4 separate regions of the Mus musculus genome follow, and all the other regions are linked to region 3. The links are chromatin loops, found by intact Hi-C in ENCODE. Cell type or tissue: left cerebral cortex. All regions are shown on one strand. Region 1 overlaps Gm12679 (a long non-coding RNA gene). Region 2 overlaps Zcchc7 (zinc finger, CCHC domain containing 7). Region 3 holds the start of Zcchc7 (zinc finger, CCHC domain containing 7). Region 4 overlaps Zcchc7 (zinc finger, CCHC domain containing 7).

What was found. A loop is a pair of places that touch in the nucleus more often than their neighbours do. Peaks named below come from ENCODE experiments on the same cell type or tissue, not always from the same donor. Only the 100,000 strongest peaks of a DNase experiment are listed, where the experiment ranks them.
Region 1: a loop joins it to region 3, with 6 times the contacts of the local background. A loop is called at or near these places in 3 of 42 quality-filtered maps.
Region 2: a loop joins it to region 3, with 2.1 times the contacts of the local background. A loop is called at or near these places in 13 of 42 quality-filtered maps.
Region 4: it touches region 3 in a loop (2.7-fold over the local background); 14 of 42 quality-filtered maps call a loop at or near these places.

The regions. Positions count from the first base shown.
Region 1 is chr4:44,971,433-44,976,432 of GRCm38, forward strand. All of the region lies in intron 1 of Gm12679 (a long non-coding RNA gene), which reads right to left. Among named protein-coding and RNA genes, the nearest start is that of Gm12679, 4.7 kb to the right of the region's middle. In left cerebral cortex, a CTCF peak has its summit at 2,161 (motif pointing right); a DNase peak (open chromatin) is centred at 2,227; H3K4me3 peaks cover 397 bases.
Region 2 is chr4:44,892,253-44,897,252 of GRCm38, forward strand. Zcchc7 (zinc finger, CCHC domain containing 7) reads left to right here. Exons shown (of 9, transcript NM_138590.4): 3 at 1,281-1,318; 4 at 2,664-2,789; 5 at 3,567-3,737. Among named protein-coding and RNA genes, the nearest start is that of Gm12678, 49 kb to the right of the region's middle. In left cerebral cortex, no CTCF peak of the experiment used is centred here; no DNase peak of the experiment used is centred here.
Region 3 is chr4:44,754,352-44,759,351 of GRCm38, forward strand. It overlaps Zcchc7 (zinc finger, CCHC domain containing 7), which reads left to right and starts at 2,208. Exons shown (of 9, transcript NM_138590.4): 1 at 2,208-2,341. In left cerebral cortex, CTCF peaks have their summits at 1,898 and 2,566; DNase peaks (open chromatin) are centred at 1,910, 2,238 and 2,749; H3K4me3 peaks cover 2,347 bases; H3K27ac peaks cover 1,375 bases.
Region 4 is chr4:44,907,263-44,912,262 of GRCm38, forward strand. It overlaps Zcchc7 (zinc finger, CCHC domain containing 7), which reads left to right. Exons shown (of 9, transcript NM_138590.4): 6 at 1,189-1,224. Among named protein-coding and RNA genes, the nearest start is that of Gm12678, 34 kb to the right of the region's middle. In left cerebral cortex, a CTCF peak has its summit at 2,973; a DNase peak (open chromatin) is centred at 3,000.

The sequences.
Region 1 (5,000 bases), 220 kb after region 3:
GCGTTGGGGATAAATGACCCCTGTGGGCTAACTCTGGTCACCTGTAGATTACCGTAGTAAAAGTGGATCATGCTCAGAAAAAAAAAAAATCTAACAACCACTTTGGGATACATGAGAAAGAGATGATGTTGACATTTCAGCAGTCACTATATAAAGTTTTATTGGCACTCATCTGCATTATCTGAGGCAGCCTTTGTGCTTGTCACCACAGTGCTGAGGAGTTACAACAGAGACCACAGGCCTGAAAGCTGAAGACATTTACTATCCAGCCCTTTGAAGAGGAGGTGGGCTGGCCTCTGCCACATCAGCTTCATGCTTCAGGAAGAAGCAAGGTCCTAACAGAAGCAGTGTCTTGTCCAAAGCCCACAAGGAACCCTGAGTTCTGTGGCCAGTCTCAGGATTAAGTTGCTCTCCATCTTTTCTGCGTCTGGAGAGAGCATTGTTGAAAGGTTAGTGGCCCCCAAGATTTGTAGTGATGGCCATAGCCTGTAATCCCAGCACTCCAGAGGTAACAGCGGGAGGATTGCCATGAATTCAACAGCAGTCAGATCTATACAGTGAGTTCCTATCTGGACAGGACAACATAGTAAAACCCTGACTCAAAATGATGGTGGTGATGGTGGTGGTGGTGGTGATAATGATGAAACATTTGTGGGATAATCTTAAATCTTGCTGTGCATAGTGATCTCAGCTCTCATGGGGATAATGTAGGAAAATCGAGATTTTTGAGACCAGCCTGGGCTAGGGAAAATAGAACCTGCCTCAGAAATAAAATACATAAAAAGAAAAACACGCCAGACAACAGCTGTACAGACCTGTAATCAAGTACTTGGTGGGCAGAGGCAGGAGGATCATGAGTTCAAGGCCATCTTTGGCTGCACAGTAAGTTTGAGACCTGTCTAGGTACATGAGACCCTTTCGTAAAAAAATAAAAGCCGCCACTACCATAGCAACAAGAACTCATTTTAAGTTCTACTTCACATAAAGCTAATTTTGATCACAGAATATGATGTGGGCTTTTCTGCTAACGTGTGTAATAAGGGATATTCATGCAGGTGGTTAATGTTAACTGTAGTGGCATGTTGGGATAATGTTAATTGTGTTAACCATTTGTTGAACAAACAACTAGCTGTCTATAGTTACTGTTCTAATGCTAATAAGAGACACTATGACCAAGGCAATTTATGAGAGGAAACATTTAATTGGGGGGTTGCTTATACTTTCTGAGGGTTACTCCATTATCATCACAGTGGGAGAGAGAGAGAGAGAGACTGAAACTGGGATGCTGAAACCTCAAAGCCCACACCCAGTGACACACCTCCTCTAACAAGGCCACACCTCCTAATCCTTCCCAAACAGTTCATCAGCTGGGGACCTAGCATTCAAATATCTGAGGCTATGGGGCCATTCTCATTCAAACCTCCACAGTATGCATGAGGGACATTCATTCAGGTAGTAAATGTTAGTTAACTGAAACAGCACATTAGGATACATTAGGACAATGTATCCTTTTGCTAACCATGTATTGTATAAAGTTGGGAAGTACATAACTCTATATCTGAGATTTGACCTTTTGATGAGTTTACAGGTACCTGTGCAAGCCTAGTATTGAAATGCATCTTCGAGTTGTCTCCTCCTGTAGCCCCTCCCCTGGCTGGGAAAGCAGACCATACTCTGAGCTGAGCCCGTGGGTGTGGGTGCTTGGTCCACCAGGTGTCTCTAGGCAAAAGGCTCAGCTCGGCTACTCTATGCCTGAGTGTGCTGGGCAAGTGCTGGGAGAAAGCCAGGTGACAGGGATAACTTTGGGGTCTTGCAATGGGTCAAAGGCTGGACAGAGCTGAGGACAGTAGGGAACGGAGTGACACAGGACTCTGAGACAGCTGCTGGGGAGTCTAGGAGGGCTTTCAGGTTAGTACAAGCCTGCAAGCCTCCAGATTCCAGAAGTGGAGGGTGGAGCCCAGTCCGAGGATCTAACAGAAGCTAGGTGATTAGAAAAAGTCGCCAAGGACCGAGCAGGATCTGGGTTCAAATCCCTCCGCACCTCCAACAAAAGTCAGAGAGACCCAGGGCTTGCCTGCAGGGGAGGGGTTGCAGGGACTTGTGTCACAAAAGTGAGGATGAACACCAGGAGGCGGCAGAGCCCAACAAGGCTAGGAACATGCCACGGATGTATTTCGTCCCCTGGCCAGCAGGGTGCGGTGTAAGCTAATCCCACTGTGCCTCCGGCTCCTGAAGATCTGGTCCAGGACTTGGCACCTGCCGCCCACGAAGAGATCTCAGTGATTTCTCCCAACTAGACAGAAGGGCTGTGCCAGATGTCACCCAGCCAGTCTGTGGCCCCAATGTTTTGAGCAGCCAACTTCTCACGATGCCCCAGCAATGACAACAAGCTGCAAAATCTGCCTGTTTCCACAGAGCAACACCCCCACGCTCGCACATATCCCACCACGTTATCTGTAAATCCGGTCGTGGCATCGCTAGAATGACAGACTTCTCGTCTGCCTCTCACCTGCACAGTCAGGAGCCTGGGTCTACTCAGGCCTCGGGTTTGCATCTGAGTCTGGCACTGGCCAGGTTTGTTCTCCCAGAAAGAGCCCACTGTCAGCACAATACACTCTCTGTGGCTAGAGGACCGAGGCCCCGCAGTAGAGGTCCCAGCAGCGCCCTTCCATGGCTCTCCCCACCACACAGAGGGTCACTTCCTCACAGTCGACAGGAGGGCTTCTGAAGGTGATGTAATAGGGTGGACTTGCTGGAGATAAACAACCCCGCGGCCTCTAGATGCCCACCCATCATAGGCACAAGTGAGAGGGTGTGCGGGCTTTCATCCCGAGGCCACCCTGGAATCGCACCTCCCCACTCAGACTCCATGGACCTGTCATGCCCCTGTTGTCCAGCCTATGGCTGCAAGACGGCTCCTCCTGCCTCAACTAACAGCCACTTGCCCCGTGTTTCTGACTTTAAAACTCCCCGAGGAACCACACGAGGCCCTAGAAGACTGACTCCTAACCTCTGCCTCAGCGATTTCTGATTTCTTTCTGCCCCTCCTCTTTGTTGTCCAACCTCAAGGCTGGCTGGGCGGTGACCAAGCCTGGGTGTTCCTTAGCCCTTCCATCACAGACAAATCCGGTCCTTTGGCAAGCTTGATACTATGTTGCTTGCCAAAGACGGTGGCCAAGAGGTTTTTGAACTCAAGAAACTCATGGCCCAGTGTGGGGTACAGGAACCCCCAACCTCAGGCATCTTAGAGGTCTGTGGGCACTGAGAAGGGACCTTCAATTCAATATGGCTTTCCACAGGAGGCTGCTTCTGAAAAAAAAAAAAAAAAAAAAAAAAAAAAAAAAACCAGGGATTTACTGTGAAGGGAGAAGGTGTTCACAGCATTTAACATTTCTTCCATAGGGACTTACTGTACTTGAGATTAAAATGAATGTTAAGCTGGATATGATAGTGCAGGCCTGTAATTCTAACATGCCAGGGGGGGTGCATTTGGATCAGCCTGGGGTACATAGCAAAACTCTGATGTCAATAAAATGTATTTTATAGCTTAAAATGCTAGTGGGCTAAGCAGACATGAGTAAAGTCCGGTCCAACAAACAGAGGGAACGCAAGCAGAGTTTGGAATTTAGCCTGCAGAGGACAGATTACCTTTTTTTTTTTTTTTTTCTATTATATGTAAGTACACTGTAGCTGTCTTCAGACACTCCAGAAGAGGGCATCAGATCTCATTACGGATGGTTGTGAGCCACCATGTGGTTGCTGGGATTTGAACTCAGGACCTTTGGAAGAGCAGTCGGCGCTCCTAACTGCTGAGCCATCTCACCAGCCCCGACAGATTACTCAATTAGTAATCTTGATATATTCAGTATAATACAAGTGTACAATAACTTACCTGGTGTGGTACCAACACCTATGACAGACTGGGAGCTTTGCAGAAAGGAACCTAACATTTAGAAATAGACCACAGGGTATGTGGATTCAGTGTTTAATGGTGGCAAACTTTCATTATGTCTTTATTTAGAGACAGGGTACCAAGTAACCCAGGCTGGCCTCTAATTTACTAAAACTTCCTTGAGGCTCCATCTCCACGGTGCTGAACTTGCCAGCATGTACCACCACACCTGGTTTATAAATTCTGGGGATTATATCTGGGGCTGTCTGAATGCCAGGCAAGCATTCTACCTGTCCAGCTACATCTCCATCTCCAAATTTTTAAATAGAAAAAAAGCATTATTTCATAATAAATGCTAGTGGGCTAAGCAGACATGAGTAAAATCAGGTCCAACAAACAGGTTAAACATCTGATATCTGTCTGAAAAAAATACATATAACAAAATTTCAAAACTCCAGAGCCATAAAAGTTGATGGGGGAAAGCAAAGGTGTCTGTTAGTTTGAGGCCTGCCTGGTCCATATTGTTCTACACCAACCAGACTTACACAGCCAGTGCTGTATCAGAAAACAACAGCAGCAACAGCAGCAGCAACAACATAAATAACTCACAAAAGTTCCAGAGGAAGAAAGTATGAGATTTGTTTTTTAAAAACTAAACTCAGTTTGGTGGCGGGGGTTGGGGGGGGGGAGCACACTTTAAATCCCAGCTCTTGGGAGGCAGAGGTAGTCAGATCTCTGTGAGTTCAACAACAGCCTGGTCTACAGAGTGAGTTCCAAGAAAGCCAGGACTACACAGAGAAACCCTGTTTTGAAAAACAAAACAAACAAACAAACAAACAACAACAAAAACTGTATTGTCTGTCTTGGGAGTGCAATGGCAGTGTTGGCACGTGCCCTGGGTCTCTGACCCTCTGCCATCAGAAGAGAGTCCTATAGCTGGGCATGCTGAGAGCTGGACACTGGCCTGGTAGTTTCCAGGCTCAAGCCTCAGAAATGGAAAGCTTCTATTTCCAGTCTCTCAACACAGCCCATGCTCAGAACCCAGTCTCTGAGCCCTATGGACGTCCAAGTTGGCAGAGTGTGGTCCTGTGTAAACGCTGATACAACA
Region 2 (5,000 bases), 140 kb after region 3:
GCTGATATTGAGATAAAGAATTTCTCTTCTACCAACTTAGGTGGAAATGAGATTGTGTGACTTTCCACCACTGGACAGAATAAGTGAAGACAAGATGCAGTCAGTTGACACTGCTGGGAGGACTCATTAATGAGCAACTTGTTGAAGAGTTTAGATAGATAGTGGTCACAGTTTATACACCAACTTCACACAATAGCCAGGTTCAGAGAATCAAAAGACAAGATTCTGAGGCTTGTTTATAAAATATTTTGGAATGTCCCAGTGTCTAGGGTCTAGAAAAATAAAAAGGGTTGGGATCATTGAAACATCTCCTCTCTAAGTAAAGTTCTGCTTGGTCAGGTAGGAAATTGACATAAATTTATTTCTACATCTGCTGTTGAGCCCTTTGCTTATTTTTTCTGTATTTGTATTTGAGCTTGGTATACAAAGCCATTTTTCACAAATCTCATTTGATTCTTACAAAAGATTTTAGGTAGGCAGGGCAAATACTATAAATACTATTATCCCTATTTTACAGGCAAAAAATATGAGGCACAGGGTGAATAATTATTTGTTGAGAGTCACACAACTGATATGAGTGCTTTTAAGCAAAGTGTTGCATAGATGGCTCAGGTGGGTGAGAGCAGTTGTTGCACCAGCTAGGACCTGAGTTGGGATCCCCAGCACCCATGTATAAAGTAGGCATGGGCACACATGTACCTGTAACCTTAGCTTTGTGCTAAGCAGAGGCAAAGTTCACTGCCAGTGAGAGAGGCTGTCACAAAGGAATAAGGTAGAGTGCTGGCGAGTAGGATACTGATATACTCCCTGCCCTCATAGATATCCTCTCACATGTGCAGCTGCACATACAGACACACACAAAACCAGTGGTATTAGTGCTTTGTTTGGCATACTTAAAGCCTACTACCACAAAAAAATAATAAAGAATTTTAGGGCTAGAAAGAAGGCTCATCAGTTATGAACACTTGCTGCCCTTGCAGAGGTTCAAAGTTCATTTCCCGGGACCCACATGGAGAGAGTCCAGGTTCAGGGAGATCTGACACCCTCTTCTGGCATCCATAGGCACATATACTCATATGCATAGACACACAATTTTAAATAAATAAAAAGTCTGAAAAATAGTATTTTTCACTTACATGAGAATTTTAGATGTTTAACCCTTTTCATTTATACCTTCTCTTAAACTTCTCATTTATACCAGTTTGAATACTAACACATTTGAAGTCCCATTGTCTGTGTGTGACTTAAGGCACTAAAAGTAAATTTGTTTTATTTTCTAGATGATGTAAATTGGTTCATCAGTGACAAAGACATCGAGGTAAGATCAATTTTTTTAAGCTAATATTGTCCTTTGATCTACATATTTCCATTTGTTATTTTCCATAATTTGGGGGGGGGTATAAACTTTTTTAAAAAGATGTAGTCCCATAACTTAGAAGAGAAAGTTTGGTTTTAGTATGTATGTAATTTAACTTTTCAGAAATGTAACTCAACTTTGATTTTTGTCAGATGATAAGTAGCTATAAATCACCCTTCTGTTTATATTTCTTCTCTGCCTTAATGATTCCTGTTAGCCCCTATGGTCTAGTACTACTAAGATCAACACCGGAAATAACTGTTTCTTCAGTGTAAGGAAATGGTCAGTCTATATTTAGAACATGGCAGGTGCTTGTGTCAATTATTAGCCTTATTGTAACAAATACTTAAAAATAAAAAAAATTAAAAGGTTGTTTTCAACTTGATAGTCAAGTTTTAAGATATTACTAGATTGGAGATAGTTGACAACCAATTCAGGAGAATAACAGGTAAAAAAAAAATGAAGCTTTTTCAAAAATGGAATTTATTTTATTTATTTATGTATGTATTTTTCTCTTTTTGAGACAGGGTCTCCTACATAGCCTAGGCTGTCCTTGAACTCGAGATCCTCCTGCCCCTACCTCCCAAGTGTTGGGATTATAGGCATGAACCACCATGCCTGACTTTAAAGACGGAATTCTGCCAAACAAGATAAGCGCATGGTTGGGATTTCGTATTCCTCTTTAGGTATTTCATATGATGTACTTTGCTCATGTTCTTTCATATATAGTAGAATTTGACTAGAATAAGAGACAACTAGAATTGGGTCACTATGTGGCTGATAGTGGAAGAATATTGTCTCATATTCTTAGAAGTTGTCATTAGTTTTATAGGCAATAGAGGTAGCCCTGTGCTTTTCAAAAAAAGGTTATATTTGGTAGTTATATAGTTTTGTAATGTTTTAAAGCACAAAATCATAAAAATACCATTCCCTAACTAAAACTTTAAGCAAGCCTCTCATTCAGAACTAAATGGTGTATGTTTAGATGTAGAAGTTAGCAGCAGCTGAATGTAGCATAGCCATATTCCTGCTAGACCTGATCCCTAATCGAATCTGGCAAGTGGGGGCAGTCACGTGGGCAAGAGCCAAAGAAATAGCGCTATCCCTGCGCTCACCTCTCGGGGCTGGAGTCTGCTTCTGGGTGTTAGGTTGAACAGAGGTGTCTGTTCCTTCTTTTGTTGTACCAAAGTATTAAAGCTGACTTAAAATTTAATGTTTCTCACTCAGTAGTTTTAAGAGGAAGAATAGGTAGGTTTCCTTAAACTGAAATAATTTTAATTCTTAATTTTTTTCCTTCTACTCTTAGGCCAAGATAGATAATAACAGATCATCTGGAAGGTGGAACAACCGATACTATTCAGTCAACAAAAATGTCACCTGTAGAAATTGTGATAAACGTGGCCATTTGTCAAAAAACTGCCCCTTACCACAAGTACGTGAGATGCATGATGCTTCTTCCTGTGTTAAAGGCCTCGAGCCCTGGCTCCTAGACTCAGCTCTGGCTGAACTCAGCATGTTGGATTACAGGGAGCTCATGAGCATGGCATGGGTGTAGTGTCTGCAACCCTGGGCTCCATTTCAGCTTTCCCATTATGAGCTTAGTGGTGGCAGATACGTCATACTCTGTGCCTAGATTTTCTTGTCCACAAGATGAGAAGACTGAGTGAAAGGATTTCCTTTTAAAACTTTGTCCTCTGTAGACAGCACATTTCATTGTGCAATAATTCTCACTATTAGAGATTTGTACTTCTTTTTGTCTATATGTGTGTAGTAATGGCAAAGCAAGCATATTTATTTGAGTTCTGCGTTATGGTATGTAGTGGCTCTGGACACACAGTCCTTTCATTACCTAATGCCTCCTAAAGCAGCTCGTGGTAGGCATACAACTGCTTCTCTGTCTGTTCCTCCTGTGGCTTGATATCCAGACACACTCATCCTATTATCCTAGATATTTCTACTTTATGACTGAATAAGTAGAAATATAAGATAAGCTAAGGCATATGTCCAGACTTTGTGGCAACAACATACTGATAGCTGCGTTCGATCTCTGAGTTCGGACATTTGGCTGATTTTATAATTCTGCTCAAGGTTGGACCTTCCCTGAGTTTCAAGTTAGAAATAACTTGATATAGGAAAGAAAAACCAATGTTCTACCATTTGAGACCGATATGTTTTTGCTAAAGAGAGTTTGTGTTTGTCTGCCATATAGAAAGTCCGGGCCTGCTGCCTCTGCTCAGAGAGAGGACATCTCCAGTATGGCTGTCCAGCCCGTTACTGCTTAGACTGCTCTTTGCCCATGTCTTCCAACCACAGATGTTTTGAAAGATTGTCCTGGAGAAAACGATGTGACCGATGTGATATGATAGGCCACCATGCTGACGTAAGTATTTTTAATGAACTAATTTGTCAAGACTTTGGACAGTGTAGCAGTTCATAACCATCAGCCATCCTACTTGAAAGAATGTCTGTTGGTAGGTTTGTTTGTTGTTTTCTTGAAATAGGATTTCTCTGTGTAGCTCTGGCTGTCCTTGTTCTGTGAAACAGGCTGGCCTCAAACTCAGAGATACAAATGTCTCTACCTCCTGCATGCTGGGATACAAGGTGTGCACTACCACAGCTGGCTTTAGAAGAATGTACACTTGATGTTTTGTACAGATGTGCATATGAAAACTGATCTGAAATTCTTGTTGGTGATTTTACTAGTGGTAAAATAGTCTGTGACAATAAGTACATGCTTCCCGGTACTTTAAATATGCCTGCTTTCTTAGTTAGGTCTTGTTATAGATTTCAAAAGTAACTTAGGCATTGTAGTGTGGCCTCTAATTCCAGCACCTCGGAGTCCTAATCCAAAGGGATTTCAAGTTTTGAAACCAATTAAACTCTGTCTCAAAAAGTATGTATTTGTTAATATTAAGAAAGTACAAGAAATTTAGAAAACACTTCAGTTACTTAAAACAAAATCAGAACGGTGCATTGGACCTGCCCCTCCTGTTGTAACTCTGTGTGGGGTTGAAGGGTTATCAGTTCTAACCACAGTGTCAAAGCCCAGGAAGGCTAATGGCTTTGATAAGGAATGTGGAGCTTCCTACAGTCAATTTACTCCTTTTATGGAAGGTTCTAGAACCTTGTCGAATTTGAGAATTTTAACATTTTATAAGTTTAAAAATCAAATGGGAGCCAGCAAGATGGGTCAGTGGATAAAATCACTTGCACACCAAACCTGATTCATAGGTTGGATCCCCAGAACTTACATGGCAGAAAAGGAGAACAGACTCTCATAGGTTGTCTTCTGATCTCCATACCACAGCATGCACTCATATTCACACTGAATAAATATTTTTTAAGATTTAAATAGATCACCAAAGTTTCTCTTCCCATGGCCATCCTTGAACGTCTGCTTTGCCAGAACCAGATACGTACGTGCAAAGAAAGTTCATAATAAAAACTGATGAGTTGTGTTCAGACTCTTGCTATATTTGAAATACCTCAATAGTTACCAACAATGTAAAAACCATTTGACTGAAATCCCTGTTTTATAATGTGAAGGACAGATAGAGTATAAGACCTAAGTCAGCCTGCACCAGTGGTTATGGCCCTCCAAATGATGAGACTGTGTGAAGAGTAAGAAAAGATTTCCCATCCT
Region 3 (5,000 bases):
CTCAAGATTAAGCAGTATTCACTACTTCTGGCAGTTAGAAATCTGTTCATCTGAGTCGGTTTCTCCTTTTTTGTAAATAGAAATTAACACTAATAATAAAAATAATCACTGAGCACGGTGGCACACGCCTTTAGTCTCAGAAGCTCAGCAGGCAGATCTCTGAGTTCAAGGCCTGTATGGTCTGTATAGAGAGTTCCAGAACAGCCAGGACTACACAGTAAAGAGATCTTGTCTCAAACAACCAAACACACATAATAAAAAAAAGTTAGGTTTTTAAGGTTAGGTTAGGTTGCACCAACTTGCAATCCCAGTACTTGAGTTTAAGGCTGGACTAAGCTCTGTAGTAAAACCTAAAAAACTAGCAAAAGGGGCAGCAAAACAATATTGTTATGAATGGGGGTACCTGGTGGGTACTTAGCTCATGCCAAGGCATATTCCTGAGTAATTATGCCATGCAACAGATCTGGTATAAAAGAGGTTTCCTGGGGGAAGGGAGAGGACTGAGGACCTGGGACAGGGTAGGAAAGGGTATAGAGGCAGGCAGGGGCCACGAGGGCAAGAGGTAGGGGGACCTCTGAGGACAGACGGGGGAGAGGGAACTCTGAAAACAGAGAGGGGGGAGGGGAAAAAAGAAAAAGGAGAGGACATATGAGATTATGGAACACACAGAGAGCCGGGTGGCCAGCAGTCCTTTTATAGGTCCTCTAATCCCTTGCTCGGTCCCTGGGAGGAGTCTAGTGAAATCACCTGTAAGCTAACAATATACTAAGAGGAGTTATTATGGCCCTTGATTAAAAATTCAGTCTTTTAATACACACATACACACACACAAACACACACACAGCATTCCTTTGGCACATATTCCCTGAACTGTCCAAACATGTGACCTACTTCTATACCACTTTTTCTATCCCCCAAATAGGTTTTTCAATTTTGCCTTTTTATAGTGTCTTGTCCCTTTCTTTCCTAGCACATAACCATAATGCTAATCGAATTTTGTAATTATTTTCAAACTCCTAATACTGTAACAAGACCTTAAAATTCTTCTACTTTATCTGGACTTTCTAGAACAGCCTGACATTTTCCTGAAACTCTTCCCCCAACCCCCCTATAATTTAGTTTAAGTAAATATAAGCTTAGTTTTCTAATAACGTAGAAGGCTGACAGCTTGGCTCTAATATGTTCAATAAATGTTGGCAAAAAGATTTAAAATCAAACTCATCTATCAGGGATGTTGTCAGTACCTAATTCGGTATTTGTAAAGTTGCTTAGATGAACTTATGTTTGTTTGTGTTTGACTGTGACAAGGTCTTAAGTAGCTCAGGCTATCTTTGACTGCTCCACGTTGCTAAGGATGAACTTGAATTCCTTATTTTCCTTTTTCCACCTCCTCTGTACTAGGCTGCTTATGTGGTGGAACTTAAAAATGAACCCAGGGCCTTCTATGCGGTAAGCAAGCACTTTACCAACTGGGTTACACGTCCAACCTCATAATTAAAGTTTTTTTGTTTTTTTGTTTTTTCTTAAAGGTGTGACCAAGGGAACCAATGCTGGAGGCCGTGAACACCGTCTCCTAGTACCAGAAAGAACAGCATTTACTCCGTGTTGCAGGAGTGCAGCTCTTCACGGTTCACAAACAGTTAACAAGGCGGAAGCACCTCCGAGTGCACTTTACAACCTAAGGTGAGAAAAGCCGTGCGGTCACTATTCCCACTAGCGGAAAAACCAAAACCCAAACCAGACACTCTCAAAAATGCCTCTTCCCGCGCTGGCATTATCAAGGTCCCTCTCCGAAGTCACCTACTAACCCTAAATCCCCTACTAACTCTGACCTCCACCCGGAAAAGGGGCCGATTTGCTCTGCGCCACGTGTTACTACGAGGGCGTCACCCAGAGCTAGAAAAGAGACAGCCCCTGCCGACCGGACCAAGGTATCATGGGAATTGTAGTTTTCTTTCCAACACGGGAGTAAGTGAACTCGCACTTACTTTTGCCCTTCAAGTAGCTTCTATTTAGTATAACTCATAAGATAAAAATATGCACCATAATTTTTTCAGCCGAGATTTCTTTTCGAAAGGAAGGATGAAGAAAAAAAGAACAAAACCAAACACAAAGTTTATAGGCGGAGAAAACAAAGGGTTAATAAGCGTTACGCATGCGCTCGGAGGACTCGCGGGTTGGGCGGAAGGACAGCTCCCAAGAGCTCTGTTTTCCCCGGAAGTACCTTCTCCTCCCTGGAGTCCGCGCGGACGCGGCTTCCTTACCTCATTTGTCCTCGCCCCTCCCCGTTCCTCTACGCGTTTCGGTTCCTGGTTGGTGCTTCCTGGTCGCGGCCGCGGCAGTGAGTATGTGTGTGACGGACCCCGAGCTGTCCCGCGGCCGGGGGACCCCTTCCCCTCTCCGCCTCGCCCGCGGAGCTGTGGAACTAATGCGTGCCCCTCTCTGGCCTTCCCCTCCCGGTCCTTCGGGGCTCAGCGCAGTGCAGCGCAGCAAATGGCCTCTCAGCTCCGTGCCGCCCCACGCGGCTCAGTGACCGGGCTGGGGTTTGGCGGCCCGAGACCAGGGCTTGGGCAAGGCTGGGCGGCGATGGCCTTGACGGGCACGTCTTCTCTGTCGGCGTTACTCCACCGCCTCCCACGGTTCACCCGTCCTGGGGAGGTGGGCCAGTCCCGAAATGTGGAGGTCTCCCTTCGCTGAGGGGAACCTGGCCCTCAAGGATGCGTCCAGTCGGGGGCCACCTTAAGCTGGTGCTGTCAAGTAGCCGCTTCACGAGTAGACACAAAGAATCTGGGAACTATGCCCCATTCCTTATATAAAACCAGGGTATCCTAAGATGATCCTCTGCCCCCGCGCCCGCACACCCTAACAGCAGACAGTTGTAGTCAATTTTACTGTGGGGAAATCGAGGTTGGGAGTTGGCAGCCCCCAGTTCCAGCCATCACTGATTAGCTGCCGACGCTCAGAATACCTTTAGGTCGAGTTTACTGTGATTTCAAGTCTCAGGGTTGAATGAAGGAAACTTTTTTTTTTTTTTTTTTTTTTTTTTTTTGAGACAGGGTTTCTCTGTATAGTCTTGGCTGTCCTGGAACTCACTTTGTAGACCAGGCTGGCCTCGAACTCAGAAATTCGCCTACCTCTGCCTCCAGAGTGCTGGGATTAAAGGGGTGAGCCACCACGCCCGGCAGAAGGAAACTTTTAAGGGCCTTTTTTAGCCCATTGGATAATTTTTTTCCTGAGCCTGTTTTTCCCAAGTATAAAATCACCCTTAATTTAATGACTAGGCTCCCTTCAAAAGCTCTCGACTTGGTGTTGAACATTTAGACCTTAAATTGCAGCGTGTGTATTTAAGACGGTGTTGTGCTTTAGGGACAGTTAATTATTGTCATTTAGTCAGAGGATGGGGAATGATCTGAGGGAAGAATTGGAAGTGAAAATTGTATGAAAACTACACGATTAACAGTGCATGGGACAAATAGGAGAAGCACTGTTTCCAGCAGAGTCCAAAGAGTAGTTAGAAGTTAACATCAGTAAATTTAGCATGCATTTCTGACATGGAGACAAGCCCATTGTTTCTCTCTTTGATGGTCCCATTTGGATTCCTTACCTCCTTTGATTGGAAGTGACAGTAACATTTGAAAAAGGGGCAGACATTTTAACTTTTGTAATTGGTTTTGTTTCTGCCTTCACTGAATCTCAGTAGCACACTGAGATTCTTGTAAGTTATAAACCTAAGTGGAGAATAAACTATTAGTCATTTTATCCATTGACAACTGTGGATTTAAAAATTCAGCCCTCAAGGTGGGGTCCAGCCCCAGGTAGAACACTGGCTTAGCATGTCCAGGCCCCTGGATATAGTCCCCAGCACCATCAAATGAATAAGACCAAATTTGGGATTTAAATCTACCTCAGATGACCTATAGCACCCAGAAAGAAGCTCTAAGCTGGAAATACTTTGAAAGAAAATTAAGAGCAAAGCGTCTAGAATGACTAGTAGGTAATCTTTTAAGGGGGAATATTGGCTTTTAAGTCTTGGTAAATTCTGGAAACCTAATTAACCTTTGTTAGTTTAAAGAAATTCAATGACTGTCCCCCCCCCCCAAAAAAAAAAAACCACAGTGAGTGGTTTTATATTCTTTCTTTAGATAAGCTTCTTTTCCACTTCTGATATTTTAGATTTTAAAATGTGATCAGTCTTCTGAGTTGCTGTGCTTTGATAACATCTTTTGTTTATTTACTCTTTGGGGATGGGTTCTAGGGGTTAAGACAGGAACTTCTGACCAAATGCTAGGATTATTGTGTGTCCCTGTGCCCTACCACACAGAACTTTGATAAAGTTTAAGTACCAGTTAGGTTCTTAAATAGTAAATTTGTAAGTTTAAATGTCTACTACTCCTTTTAATTAAAATGTCTGTTTCAGGTTTGTATTCCCTGTGGAAAGTTAATGTATATGTCAGATAAATGTAGGTGTTTAGCCAGTACACATATAGCAGTATTTGTAGTGATGATTAGCTTAGATCAGGAACATGTAAATCATGCTAGCCGAGTTCTTAACCAAGTGTCCAGCCTTAGGGAGGCCTCCTTGTGTCTTTGGACCTGTTTCTTCAAATGTTTCTAAAGGGAGTTTTGTGAAAACAATCCAGCAGGTACTTTTTAGATGTAAATGTTTGTCAGAAACATGTGTTAGCTGGTTAAGTATGCTCAGTAAAAAGCTGAGAAAGCCTTCTGCGTCAAAAAGCGTGTGTGTGCACATGCAGATACACATGCAGATTCATACTCATCCTTGAGTATACTTTTTAAAAATTAAGTGAATTTGATTGAAATTAACGTTGTAACAAACCAAAACAGCTTGAGGCAAACCTTAACTTTGGCATATATGAGCTATATAAATATAAAAGCGTATGTTATGCCAGAACACAGTTTTCAAGTACAGAAGGAACAAAATCCTCTTAACTGCCATAGGGGTTAAATTGTTAAATTCATTTTTCTACCTTTCATGGGAA
Region 4 (5,000 bases), 150 kb after region 3:
TTGCTATCTCTATAGTAATTGAACTCAAATTATATGTACATAGCAAAAGTTTTATGCCAGAAGGCAGGAAGTGAGTACTTGAAGATATATCGTACATTAAGTTTTGTATGTAAGTATGTTTGAGTGTGTCATCCTTAACCTGAGAACCAAAAAAGCTACTTTTAATTTTATAAAAGTATTTTTCTTTCAGTTAGCATTACTAGTAGAGAAATCATTGACTTAAGTAATGGGTTTTCCAGATACTACATATTTGATGAATATGCCGCTAGAACTGGGAGGAAGACCACTGGACATTTTAATTTACATGCTTTCCTATAGAAAATTGCACAGGCTAGTTAAGCCTAAAGTATATAATGTGTGCTTTTTCACCTGAGTTATATATCTTTGTTCTAACTACATATGTGGTATTTTCAGTAGAGATTTTGCTGTGCATAGTTACTGTTAAAACATTCTTCTTCTGTAAGGATGGTTAACTGATGAGCGAAACAGTGCTGCTAGAGACAGTTTCCTCTGGGAGAGATCAGTGTGTGACTCAGGAAAAGGGTCTCTTGCTGGTGTCTGTTCCTGGTGCTGAGGATTTTTGTTATCTATTCTGATTTCAGTAAGTTCATCTTGAACAGATTTTTTGAGGTTTCATTGTTTTGTTTTTAGATTATTTCTCGATAAATATGAACATGTAAAATTTTGATGTATAAGAGAAAGGCTATAGATTTTAGGGATTTTGCTTTCTTTGGTTTGGCTTGGCTTTCCTTTTTTATTCTCTTTTTCATTAAGTTTTAAGTTAGCACCAACAGACATTACAGATAAGTACACTGCACAGTTAAAGCATCTTAAAAGTGGTGCTCTTTTAAAAGACACTCTAGGTTAGTCTTACAGATCTAGACCACTGCTCTTGATTTACCAGTTTAACTGAGTTACGGCCCAGCATCATACCAAACTTCTAACCTGTGAAGAAAGAGAGGAAAACTTTGTAACTGGCTTCCTGACAATGGCAGGGAGTGTGTTAAAGCAGTGTAAAATTCAATTAAACCGTCTAGCCAGGTTTTTGAAGCTGAAATGCAGACCCTTTCTGTTAAGCTTCTTATTTTCCTGTGACCGACACCGGTGGATGCTGGGTTATGCCAAAACCAACAGGCTGTAAAGTACCTTGTTTCATGCTCCCAGCTGATCAATATTTTTATTTTCCAGGCTTGCCCAGAAATCTGGAGGCAGTATCACCTAACGGTGAGTAAAAACACCTTTTTATTTTCCCCAAGACCCAGCCTATTTACCCTTCTCTGAACTGCTGACCATAAAATATAGACAAGCATCTTCTGCAGCAAGATAATAAACATCTGGAGAGTTTGTACTGAGAAAGCAATAATGCACCTCTCCCTTTCTCCTGCCCACTGCCTGCTCTTTATTTTCCTGTTTTTAAAAGATTTCAGCTGATTTTTATTACTCATGTCATTAAATGATTCTATCATAATACCCTCAGGCTTAGATTATATTCACTAAATTAAAGGGGGAAAGTATTTTAGAGGCTATAAAACTGCGTCTTTAGAACACTGTGTTACCACAGTCCATAAGCATACAGCCCACAATATCATCCATTATCACTTTCTGCTTTTGCTGAAATACATTCTTAACTGCAGCTAGAAAAAGCTTAGTGTACCTTTCATATAGGACAATTCAACTCTCCTATCCTTAAAAGTCTATACTTGTTTGAATTATAGACATATATATTTAATAGTCAATTTCTGATTTATTATTCAATTCTGATTTATTATGATTTTAGTCTTACTGAAAGCAGAAAATAACTATTGATGTATAATCCGTTTGATTAATTCTCAATATAAAGTCAGCTCACTTTGACTTTCCAGTTTAAATAATGTCAGTAATTCAATATTGTCTTACTATTTAATACATTTTTGATGTATTAAATAGTACTGAGAGACCATTTCTTTTAATTATACAGTTATATAGCACAATATAATTAATAGTTGTTGAAGTTTAGTATATAAAAGATTTTGTATGATACAGTTCAGAAAAGAGAAAAGGCAGTTTTTTTAAAACATATCTTTATACTGCTTTCCTCTTACAGAGATATAAAGTGAGCCAACAGGCAGACTCATCTACCATTGTCTGCCCGGGCCACAGTGCAAGGGATAGTAGTATATCTGCAGGGTTATCTAAAACTTTAGTGTTATATTAAATAAAAGTCATATACATGTCTATATATTATATACATATATGTGACAAATGCAGTCAGTGGATTATATTTTGGCATTGTAGCAGCTCTTTGGTAACATAATAATGGTAAAGCCCTTATAGCCTAAACCTGATAAGAACAGAATTATTCTTGTATCTCTCAAGGTCTCAGAGTCTCTGTATAGTGGTGTGGCAGTACTCGTTACTTTTATTAAGTAATACCATCATACATTTGACTTTGTAGCTCTTTTAGCTTTTCCACTAATTTAAAGAATTTTTATGTGACTGTTATTGAATGATAAAAATTAGCTTCAAATGTAACAGAAGGTTAAAAGGTTTGTTGAGTATTTTTTTAGCTTTTCAGAAACAAATTATAAAAAGAATAGAGATCTTTAAAAATGAAAACAAAATAAATTCATCTTTATTAGAATATAATATATTCTATCTGTAAGAATAACAAATTCAATTTGAAGTTTTCTTTATATGGAAACCTGGTTGATTTTCTTTCAGAAAATGTTGAAGTAATCATTGTAATTCACAACTATCAGGTTTTAATTAACAGTGAGTTATTATGCAAGAATAACTACAACAATAGTATGCTTATAAATGTGTAAATACTTTTATCAATCCATCTAAAATATAATCATTTTCCAATTATTTAAATTGCCTTATCAGTATATGGACAATATTTGAATGCCTGTAATTAAGCAGTATTAAATATTGAGTGAAAGCACACTGCATGCTGATTTTAGCCATCTTCAGCCCTTTTACTAGGCGATGGACTGCCATCTATTGACTCAGAGTAGCCCTCACATGTGAACAGTGGCATCAGTCACAGCAGTGGCCACAGAAGGAAGGAAGTTTGAATTGCCTCTTATGTACTCATTTCAACCAGCCTGCTTAAGGCTGTAAAGGTCGAGAGATCATTGTGATACATTCACTTCTCCTCTGACCACAAAGTATCTATTTCTAACTCCAAAGGCACTGGACTTTGGGGTTACATTTCTTTTAGAACTTGTGTTTGGAACTGTTGACATTTGAGTGCTTTTCACTTGCTGTGCCTGATTCCCAACTGATAAGATCTGGAGGATCATTTCCAGAACAAGTACACTTTAAGCAGCTACAAAATCGGGTCTAGGAAGCCTCTCTCTTATAAACATGCAAGAAAGATGAAGATAAGTAACATAGACTTAGGAATTTTCAATTTTTCCTTACAATATTGTGAAATAAGATTTCAAAAGAGAAGTTTTCATTATTTTCGGTAATATCAATGGTAAAATGAGGTTTCTAATAGATTATATCTAAATAAAGAGCTTTTAAACAAACTTGACTTGAATGCATTAATAAAAGGCAAATCCATCATTTCAAAAGACACACAGTGATACTGAGACTCTAAAGCACACCCCCAGCACAGCATGTGGCTCTACTGCTTTTCTTTATCCATTTCGATGACTAATTTAAAAAAAAAAATGTACCTTTTGATGTCTTTGTTGATCTGGAGACATATGTGAGAGAATTTATTTAAAAATTACCTATACTTCCTTTTAAAAAAAAGAAAAAGCAAGCCTTTTGATATCTTTGCTGATCTGGAGACAAACATGAGGCGGGAAAATTAACAATTATGTAGTTTCCTCCAATAGCTAACACTTTTACTTCCTCAAAAAGTTAAAGTTTTTACATGTCTTAATCATATAACCCTATTCTTTACATTGTAACTTCTGCTTTCAGATTTTTAGCAAAGCCTTGTCTTTTTCTTCATTCACATAGTTCCTTGTAGATTATTTCCCTATGAAAAAAGAAAGTCCTTTCTCCATCTCTTCCTTTCTTATGTTATAGCAAAAACACTAGGCTAATATGGCACCCACAGAGTTATATAGCCCATAGTATTTTTCTCTGATAGAAACTATAATTTAACATGCATTAGACATTCTTATCGTGTTTACTTAAAAAGTAATCAGAAAATTGCAATTCAAAAGCTGTATATATTAAGAACCAAAAAGGTTAATGCATCTTTTATGTTTAATTTTGTGCTTGTTTTTTAATGTATTTAAAATGCATTACAACCTTACTACTTCTTAGTTTAACTAAAAATTTCAGAATATGGAAGAGGATATAATTTTTATATGAGGTTAAGTTTTGGAATGCTTAGAATTTATACTTCAAAAATGGAAATTTTTATTAACTAGGGAAGAGAAGAAAAATACATTTCCTTGTCTTCCTTTCTGGTCAGTGTTGACTAGCAGTCAAGAGTACAACCCTGAACCCGCTGAATGGCGGAGTCTTCCAGACTGCAGTTCAAGTGCTCCATTCGTTTTCCCGGTCCACATTCTCTCCTTACCTGGGAACATCAGCCTACAAGTATACTGCTGAGTTTTCACAGAATGATTTTTACAGCAAATCAGAATTTTATCATCTAAAAAATTCTATGCTTTTTGCCACAGAATGGTGCCCCAAATATCAGCAGACTAAAGCTAACTTCAGAACTACTGTTTGACAGTCCAGAAGAAGAGAACAGGAGATAGGTGCTAAAGCTACAGCCATTCAAATATCTTTTACCTTGGGATTGAGGTGTAAGGCAGGGTAAATATAACATCCCATGCTTTTCTTTAAAAAAAAAAAAAAAAGTTTTTTAAAGTCACCAACAATGGAGACATTTTTCTATTCACGTTTTTCAAAAAAAGAAACTTCCTTTTAATGTGTTCCGAGCATGTGTTTGGAGTCTTGGGTGGCTTTGTCAGCTCCCCAAGCAGACCTGCCAAACGTGCGAGCACCATCCACATGCTGCTCACCTGAGGAGTCCTCATCTTTCC